3 separate regions of the Homo sapiens genome follow, and all the other regions are linked to region 1. Evidence: chromatin contacts called from ENCODE Hi-C or POLR2A ChIA-PET data. All regions are on one chromosome and are shown on one strand. The core of a region is the stretch at or near the end of the contact, and the rest is flanking DNA. Distances in the headings are between cores, read along the strand shown. Region 1 holds the start of ZNF770 (zinc finger protein 770). Region 2 holds the start of GOLGA8A (golgin A8 family member A). Region 3 holds the start of LPCAT4 (lysophosphatidylcholine acyltransferase 4).

Region 1 (4,811 bases), core at 1,302-3,801:
TGATTGAAGCTGCAGCTCAGGGACCATCTGTACCTGGAACCTCCAAGCAGATTTAGATGTTCTTTCCTCCTATATATATCTGCTCTTATCATATTGTATTAATACTTGTTTGTATGTTATTTTCCCCTCTGGGCTAGAAACTAATTTAAGGTTCAGGGCCTAACTGCTTCATCTTTATATAATTGGAAGTGAATATTTAGAGCTTGGTACCTGATATGTCTTTTCTTCTTTTTCTTTTTTTGAAACAGAGTCTCGCTCTGTCGCCCAGGCTAGAGTGCAGTGGCACATCTTTTCTATTTTTATTATTATTTATTTAAGACAGAGTCTTGCTCTGTCATCCAGGCTGGAGTGCAGTGGCATGAACACGGCTCACTACAGCCTTTAACTCCTGGGCTAGAGCAATCCTCCCACCTCAGCCTCCTGAGTAGCTGGGACTACAGGCACGTGCCACCACGCCCGGCTAATTTTTGTATTTTTAGTAGAGACAGGGTTTCACAATGTTGGCCAGGCTGGTCTCGAACTCCTGACCCATGATCTACCCGCCTCGGCCTCCCTAAGTGCTGGGATTACAGGTGTGAGCCACCGCGCCCAGCCTAGGTTAAATAACTTCTAAGGACACAACTAGTAAGCTGCAGCATTAAGATACTAATTCAAACGTATGTCATGCACCCCCTTTATTTTTCATTCTCATACTATCTTTTCTTCACCCTGCCACCTCTGCCCTACCATGTTCTGTCCTGCCCCCACATTTTTTATTTATTCATAGTCTACCCACTACTGCTAGTTCAAATTTCACATATTCAATGAAATCTTCCTTGATTACTCTTATTCATGTTAATTTCTCTTTTTTTTCCAGAAGGCTCCTGAGATAGCTCTCACGGTAAATGGGGGAGGTTATGACATGGGGCATGTGGCCTTGGAGAATAGCCTATTCAAGTCCTAACTGCTTTCACACTCAATATATATTCAGACTCTCCATGCAAAGGCCAATTTGTTTTGCAGGTAATGGATAAAGAACGAATCTCACCCTCCAGTGGTCCCCAATTTCAGGTAGTGTTTTCTCATGATATGGATGTATCTCCTAAGGCTGATGTGGCTGATGATGGATGCAATTGTTTGCATTATTTGGCTGAGTTAAGTTTCCCAGGAGTAGCTGCAGAATGGAGCAGATTTACAAGGGTTATCCGGACAAACAGCATCCCCACTTTGGGACTAGCATTTAGGACACCAGAAGTCTTTCCTTTCCCTTCTCCACCCCTGCTTCTGTTGGAAGCAGACTTCAACCCCTCCCAAATCTGACTCCTTCAGGGTTCCTACATGAGAAGCAAAAGCTCATTTCCTATTCGCCATTTCCTCATGCTAACACATCCAAAACAGAGAATTTTTGTTGGCTCAGCTGCTTTAATTTTTTTGGTAGAGGAAAATATATCAACATTAGAAACCATTGATTTTTGTTGCTGATGGTCCTTAGAAAGTAATGCAAAAAGTTGCTTAGAGTTAAAAAAGTATGCCTGATAATCTGCTTTCATTTCCTCCTTTCTCAAGGTGATACAATTACAATCAGAACCTGCAAAAAATCCACAGTAAATTCTTCTCTAATGCCTTTTGCACTTAAAATCTTTAGTAGATACCTTAGCATCTTATTCAGTAATAACATGCCAACTTAGTCTGTAACTAAATATTTGGTCTTCAATTGTGACTACATAAAATGCTGAAATATCTATAACTTGGGAAGCAGCAGTTATAAATGCAGGTCTGGTATTAGACAACCTGTGTTCAAATCGCACCTCTATCGTTTATTAACTGTGTGACATTAAGTTCCTTAACGTCTCTGATAGCCTCATTTTCCTCATCTTAAAATGGGATCCTATCATTTCATAAAGTTGTATTCTATATGAGTAATTAATAATGATAATAGTTCTTTGAAGGCCTACTACACTAGGAATTATGTTGAGCACTTCACACTCATTTTATCTAATTGTGAGAACAGGGCTTCGTACACTGTAGACAACCAAAACATACTGAATGATTGAGGCGGGGCTAATGAGGTCCGCAGCTGGCACGCCATTAGAGGAGTCGCGAGTGGAGCTCAGTCATGTCTGCCCACAAAGCGCCTGCGCTTGACCTCTACGTTATATTTACTTTGGCAATGTACAAAGTGGTGAGGACAGTCCTAGCCCGGAGGGCCCCTAACACATTGTCGTCTTCTTATCCTCGGCCCTCTGCGTTAGAGAGGGCTGCCCCGAATCGGCTTTGAACGCTGACTCGCCCTTTTCCAGTCGGCCCTTGAGCCCACTAGTCAGGGCTACAGCGTTTTCCTAACCGAGGTTCAGAGGTGAGATGGAAAATGTACCCGTCTTTATTCTGTTCTCTCCCCTGCAATGACAGGGTGAATGGCGGTGGGGTTGGGGGCACGTCTCCAGAGTCCCAGTCCGCTCGGGACCCGCGGACCGCCCGGAGGCGACAACGGCCCTGAAATTGGGGGGAGCTTGTTTCCAGCCGGACTGTGTCCCTGGGCGCGCCAGAGCGCCGCGCCTGCGCGCTCAGCCCGTTGCCGCGCCGGCCCTGCGGACGTGCGCGCGCTGCCTTCGCGGCACCTGGGCCTGAGGTGCGTGCCTCCCGGGCCCTCGCCAGCTCCAGATGCGTGAGGAGGACTTCAGAAACCCGACTGAGAAGTGGAGCGACCCCCAGGGAGGGTCGGACCTGCCTCAATACCGCCAAGGTGCCTGGGGACCCAAGAACGGGGGCTCCACAACCTCAGTTCCTGAGCTCCTTTTGCTTTCTCACTTCCCCACCTATTGAGTGCGTCTCACGCGGAGCAGAAATTTGAGAGGAAGGCGTAGAGGGATTTTTTTTTGTTGTTGCTGTGGGTTGTATCACATGTGGCGTTTTCATCCTGGCTGCAGCCAAAGCAGTTTTTACCCTTACCCTTCCTTTCCTGGCGTGGGATTTTGTGGTTTCTGGACTCGGCTCGACCATTACGTGCTTATTATTGGTTGTGGGCCTTTAGAACGAGGACTGTGTGTCAGTGTCCTTTGTCCAGTGTAGTCCACTGGGAGGGAGAGGTGAGGGTTCAAGGCCAAGAGAATGGGCCCGGGGCGAGTGGGGCAGAAGCAGCCGCCGGAGATTATTCCCCAACTGAAAGTTGTGTGTGTTTCTCTTAGGTCTTTCATTTCTTGTTCGCTTACTTTCGTGAAATCCTCACATCGTTTTAATGGTACTAGTCAAGACAAGAAAATCAACAGGCTTTCAGCCTTGAGGCAACATTGGATATTATTGAGGTCAGTTTTTACAGTTTTTACAGTCTTCACGTAGAGTATCTTGTTCTTGTCAGGATAAATTCTGGATTGAACCACTGAGCAGATCTACTATTCTTTTATTTCAGTTTAAGATAAGAAAAATTACAGTCTTTTTTATTTTTATGTTATCAACAAAAATCGGTTGAAATGGGATTTGGAGCTCCATGAGTGCGTGAGGTGAGGATCCCTAACCTGACTCTCATAAACAGGAGATAGGATCACCACTTGCCACTAATGGTTCTAACAATCTAGGGCTCCCAGTAAGTGCTTTTCCACGTGGTGGGAGGCAAGTGACAACAGTTATCCAATCTTAGTGCTAACAATGGATGATTAACCGTAGCTCCTTTTTGGTACAGGAGCTGTAGGTAGCCAATCCCTGTTTTAATCAGAGGTAGTTGTGGTGTGTGATTTTTTTCTTTTAGGCGTGTTCCACGAAAGCATTTATTAAAGGGAAGAAGAAACATACAAAAGGAATTGAATCTGGCTTTATACCAAAATCCTGTGTGATCATTCAGTCCTGACATTGGACAATTACCAGGCTTTGCCTGACTGGCCTCAAGGGCCAAGCTGTCCTCCCACACCATACTCGATATGGGCCGGTGCATTGCAGTTTTCTGGAGGGGGTTGCAGTCAAGGACTTGCCCTGCCCCTCCTGCTAGATATGCAAATCCCATAACTTCTTTCCTAGCCTGGGTACCTCCATTTGGAGGCCCTCCTAGGAAGGACCGTGGCTAAGACACTTTTCTCCATTTTTGACCCAGCTTCTTTCACTCCTAGACCTTCCCCTCCCTTTCCTATTCTGAAGTTCCATAAGAGGCAGGAGATTTTTGTTAGGGGCTCCTTTCAGTGAGAGGATTACCTCATATGCACTGCATCAACTGACCCTCACCCAGTGTCCTTGTATTTAGTAGACCACTGGGGAGCCAGTGCCTCTTTTTACCACTTGCTTGCACTGTCACAGTAAGTGAATAAAGGCTTGATTACTTTTGGTTTGACTCATTGTCCTGATTGACTACCTTGGCACCTAATTGCTGCCAAGTTCTTTGCAGTTCACTGGATTCATGACTTAATTTTAATTATCATGACTGTTGCTCTGTATCGGCATGTTTAGAGACTTTGGAGCTTGTTCACCTCTAATTTCTCTAATTCAAGCTACTGAAAATGCATATTCATAGCACCAAGAGTTGATTGTTGGTTAACATTGATATCTGGGTTATATGATATATTTTACTACTATACTGGCTTACAGTCAGATTGTTTTATTTTGCGTGGATTTATGTGGCATTTTCCATTTGGCCTGTAATTAGATGATTTTTATTTAAAATAAATATTTTGGAATAATATGGGTCAAGTGAAGAAAACCAGACACTTGCTTTCTTTAGTAATCTTGTCTCATACTATGGGCCCCTATCTTTCTCACCTTAATAGATCACTTGGCCACTTTGAATAAAGTGGTCGATTTGTTGTAGGTTCCTTTGTCTAGTATGAAGAGGCATGTTAAGAACAGCTTTC
Region 2 (4,307 bases), core at 1,446-3,945, 550 kb after region 1:
GGAAAAATTAATACACAAAAAGATGTAAATAAAAGTACATAAATTACTAGCCAATTAGAAAATATAACATTTATACTTAACACTTATACCTTTAATACCCAAATGAGCAGCAGGTTTTTACTTTTATACCTTTTTTCTATGCATAAAACTAAATATTCTTTTAAAACCCTCAGCTTTTCTTAAATTAACCTATACTTTTATAACTAGTTAAGCTAAAATGCCAGTTTATATCTTTTTTTGACTCAGATAATCTGACTCTTAACTTTTTATCACAGAGCAAATTTCAGGAAATGGATTGATATGATTTAGCTGTGTCTCCACCCAAATCTCACCTTGAATTGTAACTCCCACATTCCCACATGCTCTCATCTCATCAACGAGATCTGATGGTTTTTACAACTGGAGGTTTCTCTGCATAAGCTCTTTGTCTGCTGCCATCCACGTAAAATGTGACTTGCTCCTCCTTGCCTTTCGCCATGATTGTGAGGCCTTCCCAGCCACGTGGAACTGTGAGTCCAACTAAACCTCTTTCTTTTGTAAATTGTCCAGTCTCAGGTATGTCTTTATCAGCTGTAAGGAAACGGCCTAATACACAGATATATTTGAAAAATAAAACTAATAGAATTATTTATCTATTTTATCTGATATAAATATAGTTTACAGTCCCAGTAATTACATATTTTCTTCGTGCATACATTTATAGATTAATAGGGCAGAATCGGAATATATAAACTATATATGTAGTGTGTGTGTACATATATACATATATATATATGGAATATTTTCTCCTCCAAAAGAATAGAAAAGTTATTGGTAGTGTTACAAATAACTTGCACGTTGGAGTCATATGCAAGATTTACCAAAAAAAAAAAATTCTGGGAATTATGAAGAATAAAAATATTTTGAGATGCTCTGTTATTAGAAAATCAAATGCCAAAATGATGCTTATGAAATTTCTCTCTTCAAGTCTGTCTGAGCATAATCACCAAATATATAATTAGAATTCAGTCATTGGCTCTTGGTATTCATTGTTCAAACTGGCCAAAGAGCTACACAGAGAAAAGGGCATAATTTTATTTAATTTCAATAAGAATGTTTTTGTAGTCTTCTTTTGCCCTCACTTTTGTATGTAAATATTTATTCTTTCTCAACTCCAGCAACAGATACTACCTTTTGTTAGGCCAGTTTAATCTATCTAGAGGGAACTGCTTCCAAACAGGGACAGGTTGAGTATCTCTTAATCAAAATGCTTGGGACCTGAAAAATCCAAAATTGTGAATTTTTTTGAATTTTGGAGTATTTGCATATACATAATGAGAGATCTTGGGATGGGACCCAAGTCTAAACACAAAATTTATTTACATGTAGCCTCATGTTAATTTTAATTTTCTCTTGAAAGCACTGAATAAACTATGTGTTGTGTACCTGTGCTTTGGCTATGATACATTGCATGAGGTCAGGTGTAGAATTTTGTACTTGAGGCATCATATGGGCACCCAAAAAATTTCGAATTTGGGAGAGTTTTGGATTTCAGATTAAGGATGCTCATCCTTTGCCGGAATTCTACAGAAACTCAACCATACTTTTATTACTACCTTGGTGCAAAAGCAATTGCAATTTTTGGCAATGGCGAATACTGTAATTGTTTTTGTACTAACCTAATAACTACGGTTTTTATTATCCTCCTCCTTTGACATACAGAGAATATATTATTCTTCTGATATCATCTTCCATATGGCCCAAATATTTAGGAATTTCACATGATCATTTTTCTCAAAGCAAATGCATTTGTGGCCAAATTTTACAGTTATTACATAGCTAGCATGTTAACCTTGATATTATGTCACGTTTCAAATTTTGTTCCCTCTGATTTTAAACTGAATTGAGAAAAAAATAAACTTGGCTCTCTAGAAACGCAAAGAGTAAATGAGAAGTAATATGATATCGCACACTTAAAATATTTTAAAGCAGGCTTCTACTGTTACTGTTATTTTTTAGCACAAACCAAAAGTGACCATTTTCTTTGAATAAATAATAAAATTTTATATTTTAATAACATTGGCAAGCATTTTCTCATTTAAATATCTCAATTTTTAATGGAAAGTATTTCGTTTTATATAAGAGAAAAATATAAAAGGATCATGTGAGTTTATGAAAACGTCACAGATAGTGTATGATATGTTTTATGTTTATGTTTCATACTCCAAACCCAGTGGCTTTTGTGTTCAAAAACGACATTTGATTAGCAAGAGGAAATGGCCATTTTACTATTACTTATCTGGAATGGTAGCATATTCCAGATAAGTAAAGGAGAATCAGCCCCATCTTTAATACTGCCAACTGGATTTGTGTCATAAAGAGAAATTAGGGGACTAAAAAGGAAACATATAAGCCTTGTCTTTCCAGATTGGAGATGGATAAGTATATAAGGACTGACATACTATTGCTTTACAACAGTTTTCCCAGGACAAATTGAGACACCAGAAGCCAGCATATAGGTTGTGACTGATCTATTCAAATTGTTCCTAATAATGGCATCAGGGTTTTTTAAAAAAAAATTTTGTCATGCTTTAAGTTCTGGGATACACGTGCAAAACGTGCACGTTTGTCACCTAGGTATGCAGCTCAGTGCGCGTGCGCCATGTGGCGCGGCCCTGCGGGCTTTCCGTACTCCGCTCGCGGTAGGCTCCCGCCGCTATTCAGCTGTCGGGCTAATCAGCAGTCGAGGTGTGCGGCTAGGCGCGAGCTCTGCGGGAGCTCAGCCCCCGGGAGAGACCCGGCAGCGGCGCGGCGAGGACGGCGGCGCGGCGAGGACGGCGGCGCGGCGAGGACGGCGGCGCGGCGAGGACGGCGGCGCGGCGAGGACGGCGGCGCGGCGAGGACGGCGGCGCGGCGAGGACGGCGGCGCGGCGAGGACGGCGGCGCGGCGAGGACGGCGGCGCGGCGAGGACGGCGGCGCGGCGAGGACGGCGGCGCGGCGAGGACGGCGGCGCGGCGAGGACGGCGGCGCGGCGAGGACGGCGGCGCGGCGAGGACGGCGGCGCGGCGAGGACGGCGGCGCGGCGAGGACGGCGGCGGACCGGGGCAGCCCCGCGCCCTGGCCAGGTAAGCTGGGGAACCTCGGCTGCCTGACTCGCTGGCGGCGGCAGCCTTGGGCCGCCCGCGGCGCCGCGGGGACCCGGACGCGTGGGGGGCGGCGCGTAAGCTGCGGGCCAAGAGCTCCCGAGCGCTGCCCCCCGGACTCGGCGGGGCTGCGGGGAGGCCGCCGCTGGGATCTAGGGGTGCAGCCCGGCGGCCTTACGCCTCTCGGACCGGCCCATCCTCCTCCCACGATGGGCGGGCGGGTGCGGCGGGGACTAGGCGATGGCTTTCGCATCCCGGGAGGGGCTCACCGCGGCGAGGGGCCACTCTCGGCGCCGGCAAGTGGCGCTGTCTGGCGGGGCCGCCCGCTCGCGTCTCGCCGGGCTGGTCGGGCCGCTGGTGCGTTCCGCTGCCCGGCTTGGCGCCGGCATCAAGTCCCCGTGCCGGGCGGCAACTACTGAGTTTGGGATCGCCTCTGGGTTCACTTCCCTGGGAGAACTCGAGCCCGGATCTTCGCCCCTTCCCTTTCCCTGTATAATAAGGCCCAGAGGGAAAAACTCAAAAACCCCACACCTTGTTGCCCCTGGGCTGCAGGCGCCGGGTTGGGGGCACGGTGCGGACCTGCGCCTCTGCAGGGCCCCTTCTCCACGCCAGGCACTGCCTGGCAAGGCTGCTGGAGGGAGATCTGGCCGCAGATGGTGAAGGAGAACATCGAGGCCCCCGGTCCCCAAGCAGGGCTCCATGGGTCGGGCGGCGGGCCTTGGTAAGCCCAGGCTAGGGGCGAACTTCCTTTTCTCCGGGCCGACGCGGAGGGAGGGTGCGGGGAACGCCCGCGGAGGGGCCTGTCCTGCAGCACCCCAGTGGAGAGCAGAGCCTTAGAGGGGCCTGCTAGTCTTAACTTAGTATTTACTGGCAGAAGAAAGGCTTACTTTTTCAGATCTCTTCAGATAACGACCTGGCAGGCACCAGACGTAAATCTGTGGTTGAGTGCAGTCAGCTCCTAAACAGGCATGCGGTGGAGGAAGCGCCCCAAACTTGGCATCTTGTGTCTGGCACTTTGTTTTTGGGCTAAACTGCCTCTGGCGTCTTCAGCCTTCTGTGCCTCTTTGTTTTTGTTTGTTTTTCTATTTTCCTTCCTGTTTCAGAAAGGACAGTGGTTTTAGAAGTAATGACCTGAGAGCTTTGCAGGTTGAAGTGGGACAAGTTTTCCTAAGGTGCAGGTTGGC
Region 3 (4,578 bases), core at 2,079-4,578, 620 kb after region 1:
CAGGGGTCAGGTGGAGGAGAAACCTGTCTAGCCTGGTGGATATTTTCAAGGGAGTGACAGATGCTACCAGAGATGATCAATTTCTCAACGTTATTCTTTACAACTGGGTTGCCCCTTCTCAGACTGCCTGCAGAAAGGCCATCATAATAGTTTGGTGAGGGGCTAGAAAAAGGGGAAATGTGGATGCTTTCATGACTCATTCATAGAAATGAACTTCTTAGTTCATCCTGGATGACTGACACCGGCAAATATTTGATTATCAAAACTCTACCCCTGTAGTTGGGTTTTCATAGTATTTATTGCTCTTGAAGAGCACCAAAAATTTTCATTCTGAATTTGATGTATTTTGAGATGACTGTTCAGAAAGCCTGCAAAGCTGTCTTTTGTGGGGGAGATCTGCATCTGCAGAGAATCTGCATCGATGCAGAAAGGCTTTCTCTGGTGCTCTCCCTTGTCCAGATTTAGGAAAGATTAACTGAGAGTCTGACATCTTAAAAGGTCTAACAGAAACCTTTACCACCTATTCCTTCTAAAGGCTACTGTCTGTGAGATTTCATTTGTTCACCAAGACCGTCTTTGCTGGCCAGGCCTCTTCTTCTCCCCCTCCCATAACCTGTCTTGCCACCATAACCTGTTTTGCCCAGATGCAAGCTCTCATTCTTTCTGTAACCTCAAGGTGGTATAAAAGCAACCATTGGGCATTTCTTTGAGTTTTTATATTTTGTATGACTCCCACACACATGCGTGCATCAAATAAAATTTGTAGGAGACCGGACCCAGTGGCTCACACCTGTAATCCCAGCACTTTGGGAGGCCGAGGCGGGCGGATCACCTGAGGTCAGGAGTTCAAGACCAGCCTGCCTAACATGGCGAAACTCTGTCTCTACTAGAAATACCAAAAAAAAAAAAAAAAAATTAGCCAGGCATGGCGACGTGCACCTGCAGTCCCAGCTACTCAGGAGGCTGAGGCAGGAGAATCGCGTGACCCGGGAAGTGGAGGTTGCAGTGAGCTGAGATCGTGCCACTGCACTCCAGCCTGAGCGACAGAGCGAGACTCCGTCTCAAAAAAAAAAAAAAAAAAAAAAATGCGTAGGCCTCTTTTCCCTTTAATCTATGTAATCAGTTTGTTTTATAGACTCAAATTATCAAACATTCAAGGGAAAAATTTAAACTTCCCTACACTCTCATCTTTCCCTGTCTCCCACCTTATGAACATTATCTTAGTCCTTAAACCTCCTTCTAGGCTGGGCGTGGTGGCTCACGCCTGTAATCCCAGCACTTTGGCAGAGGCAAGTGGATCACCTGAGGTCATGAGTTCGAAACCAGCCTGGCCAACATGGTGAAACCCCATCTCTACTAAAAATACAAAAAAAAAAAAAAAAAAAATTAGCCAGGCATGGTGGCAGGCACCTGTAATCCCAGCTGCTCAGGTGGCTGAGGCAGGAGAATCGCTTGACCCGGGAGGCGGAGGATACAGTGAACCGAGATTGTGCCATTGCACTCCAGCCTGTGCAACAAAAGTGAAACTCCATCTCAAAAAGAAAAAAAAAAAACCGCCAGGTGCGGTGGCTCACGCCTGTAATCCCAGCACTTTGGGAGGCTGAGGCGAGTGGATCATGAGGTGAGGAGTTCGAGACCAGCCTAACCAATATGATGAAACCCCGTCTCTACTAAAAATACAAAAATTAGCCGGGTGTGGTGGTGCCCGCCTATAATCCTAGCTACTCAGGAGGCTGAGGCAGGAGAATTGCTTGGAGCCGGGAGACGGAGGTTGCAGCGAGCTGAGATCACGCCATTGCACTCCAGCCTGGGCAACAGAGCAAGAGCGCGACTCCGTCCCAAAACAACAACAACAAAAGACAAACACACACACACACACACACACACACACACACACACACACACACACAAACTTCTCCCCAAAGGCAAGGCAAGGGAGACTAATACATGCAGTTGTACTTTCTCGGTTCTGGTGAGAAAGCTGAAATCATCTGCTTAAAAAAAAAAGGTTTGGGTTGTACATGGCGGCTCACTACCTGTAGTCCCAACAGTTTGGAAGGCCGAGGTGGGAGGCTCACTTGAGGCTAGGAGTTCGAGACCAGCCTGGGCAATATAGCGAGACCCTATCTATACAAAAATAAAATGTGGAAATGATGTATTTGTGTTGGGACCTCTGTGTTATATACAAAAACATCCCAGTGCAGCTCCTTGGTCTCAGTAGGATGCATGAGCCTTCAACCCTCTCAGCCTGGGCTCAGAAAATTTCCTGGAGCAGATTAATTTGGAGTTTGGTTTAAAGGAGAAGCCAGTGGCGGCAAACACTCTTGGTTATGAGAGGTCTCTTTTTCTTTCACTTTCTTCCTTCAGCTCCCCTAACTGCCATGCAATGGGCAGAAGACATAAAGTGAACTTAAGGCGTATTCTTTCCTCAAGCAATGAGACTCTTACCCCTTTTGTCATGGCAATGGATCTCAGAGTCCACTTAATTCCCTGGTCCCTGATCTCAAACGATGGCCTGAGGCTAAACAATTTGTTTTCTAGGGTAGCTTGGAGCTTGTGGGTGAGGGGAATTACTACTGTGTCCTCTGCGTTCACCCAGAGAGTGACAGAGATCAGGAACCACTGCCTCTCCCCTGCCAGACCTTGTCGGGCTCATGGGAAGCACATGCGTCAGTGTACTAGGGATTCCTGGCGCCTCAAGGGTTCAAGCAACCCTCACACCAGTAAAGGCGGCCCTGCCTAGCACAGGCAGGACGCGGAGGTGGAGAGTTGCGGGGCGCCATGCAGCCGCCAGAGGACGCAAGTGCCTCAAGTCCCCGCGCGATGGCGCCCCACGGACCGGGAAGGAAAGGTGGTCCGCCTGCGAGGAGGCGCGGACCGGGCCAAGGAGCCCATAGGAAGAGCGGGGCGCCGCCTCACCCGCGAGCTGCCGGCCTCTGCATCCGGCCCACCTGTCCCTCCCTGCCTACCAACCCAAGAGCCTCACCCCGATCTGCGCTTGCTGGGTGACCTCGACGCCCGGGCGGGGACAGAGGGCGCTCTGAGCTCTGCGCTCAGCTCCCAGACCCACTCCCACTCCGAGGCGGAGGCCAGGTCTTCAGAGAGGAACGACGGAGGCGCAGAAGCCCAGGGGCAGCCCGCTCCAGCCCTGGCAGCCGCGGAACAATGGCCCGAGCGGCTGCGGGCGCCGCGGCGGGCGCGGAGGAGCAGGGGCGCCAGGGCGCTGGAAGCCCCGCCCCTCGGCCGGCGCCCTGACAACGCGGGCGGGCTGGGCTGCGCCGCCTGCTCCCCGCCCCTCGGCCGCCTGCACCGGGCGGGGCCCGGGCCAGAGCGCCGCCGCCGCCGCTGCTGCAGCAGCAGCTGCTCTGCAGAGTGGTGGCCGGGGCCAGGGCCGGGGTGCCCTCCCTCCCACCTTCTCCCGCCATGAGCCAGGGAAGTCCGGGGGACTGGGCCCCCCTAGATCCCACCCCCGGACCCCCAGCATCCCCCAACCCCTTCGTGCATGAGTTACATCTCTCTCGCCTCCAGAGGGTTAAGGTAATGTGTGGGGAGCGGGCGTCGGAAGGACCCGTGAGGATAGGAAAATGGGGCCATTTGAGCCCTGGCAAAGGTGGGCTTGGGGATCCACGAGAAGGAGATGGCTGAGAGGCTTGCGGAGCGGGAGTCCGGGGGTGCGCACGTGGGGGCGGCCGCGGTTGGGCAAGGAGTCCTGGAGAGGACGCTGCGGGCTTGGGCGATAGACAAGCTCGAAGATGTGGAAAAACTGAGTAGGTGGGGATGGAGGGCTGCAGGGGACCCTGGGGTTGGAGAGATGAAGGACGCTGGGGAATGCGGATTACATTCTGCAGAGCCTGATGGCTAGGATGGAGTTAGAGTCTACGGGAAGCCGGGGGTGGGGGCGGGGGCGGGGGCGTGCCGAGTATTCCTCCGAGGCATGACTTAGAGGGAAGACGTTTCTGGGCCGGGAGCCTGCGACCCTGTGCCCTTCCTACACTCCCTCTTCCCACTCCCTCCAACCCCCCTCCACCCCGCACTGCAGCACCTCCCGGTGGGGGCAGGGAGGCTGAGAGGGAGGTTGGCTACAGGAAGTGGAGGGCCGCGCCAGCCTAGGGGAGCTGGGAGGTGGTGTGGGGAGGGAGTGTCCAAGGTTTCTGCTGTCATCACCTCCCCGGAGGCAGGCTCCAGGGGCTAGGTTTGCTTACCTGCTTCTTCCCCAAGGCAGCCTATGGAGTCATCCTGGCTCCTGGCAGCCTCTCTCCCTTGCAGAGTGGGGCCGAGCTCTTGTCTCCCATATCCCCCGGTACTCTAAGATTGCTGTTGAGCAGTGTCAGAAAATGACCTCGGGTCTGAAAACTGGACCTCTGGCTGTTTACAGCCCTCTGCCTCCTAGGCCCAAAGTGGAAAGATCTGTGCACCTGGTTTCTGTTGGGCATAGGAGCTATTTATGGAATAAGATGTGGGGGAGGAGGACCTGTCTCTAACCTACTGTACATCAAGCACAGCGCCCTGCACTTTCGCATGCATTCTTATTAAATCCTCTAAGTGCTAGATGCTTTTTATGGCTTTCGGTTTTATAAA

The links. A loop is a pair of places that touch in the nucleus more often than their neighbours do. ChIA-PET counts read pairs that join two places held with the same protein, here RNA polymerase II (POLR2A). Pooled maps may share reads with other maps.
Region 2: a loop to region 1 is called in a map of B cell, with 32 times the contacts of the local background. The contact joins the promoter of GOLGA8A here to the promoter of ZNF770 in region 1. A Hi-C loop is called at or near these places in 2 of 168 maps with a recorded cell type or tissue (B cell and naive thymus-derived CD4-positive, alpha-beta T cell) and 5 of 50 pooled maps. POLR2A ChIA-PET finds 5 or more read pairs at or near these places in 1 of 52 experiments (PC-9).
Region 3: a map of B cell shows a loop between it and region 1 (13-fold over the local background). The contact joins the promoter of LPCAT4 here to the promoter of ZNF770 in region 1. A Hi-C loop is called at or near these places in 4 of 168 maps with a recorded cell type or tissue (B cell, CD4-positive, alpha-beta memory T cell, CD8-positive, alpha-beta T cell and 1 more), 5 of 37 single-sample maps with no recorded cell type and 16 of 50 pooled maps. POLR2A ChIA-PET finds 5 or more read pairs at or near these places in 5 of 52 experiments (BJ, CD4-positive, alpha-beta memory T cell, activated B cell and 2 more).

The regions. Positions count from the first base shown.
Region 1 is chr15:34,986,027-34,990,837 of GRCh38, reverse strand. ZNF770 (zinc finger protein 770) reads left to right here and starts at 2,551. Exons shown (of 3, transcript NM_014106.4): 1 at 2,551-2,722; 2 at 3,165-3,281. It overlaps LOC105370764 (a long non-coding RNA gene), which reads right to left and starts at 2,480. Exons shown (of 5, transcript NR_188212.1): 1 at 2,354-2,480; 2 at 1,028-1,153. RefSeq lists enhancers at 2,367-2,456, 3,863-3,912, 3,993-4,052.
Region 2 is chr15:34,436,196-34,440,502 of GRCh38, reverse strand. GOLGA8A (golgin A8 family member A) reads left to right here and starts at 2,695. Exons shown (of 25, transcript NM_181077.5): 1 at 2,695-3,105. RefSeq lists silencers at 2,780-2,849, 3,092-3,301.
Region 3 is chr15:34,365,946-34,370,523 of GRCh38, reverse strand. LPCAT4 (lysophosphatidylcholine acyltransferase 4) reads left to right here and starts at 3,328. Exons shown (of 14, transcript NM_153613.3): 1 at 3,328-3,537. The coding sequence starts at 3,424. RefSeq lists enhancers at 769-828, 2,284-2,573, 2,173-3,168 and silencers at 2,944-2,993, 3,124-3,583, 3,704-3,753, 3,834-3,923.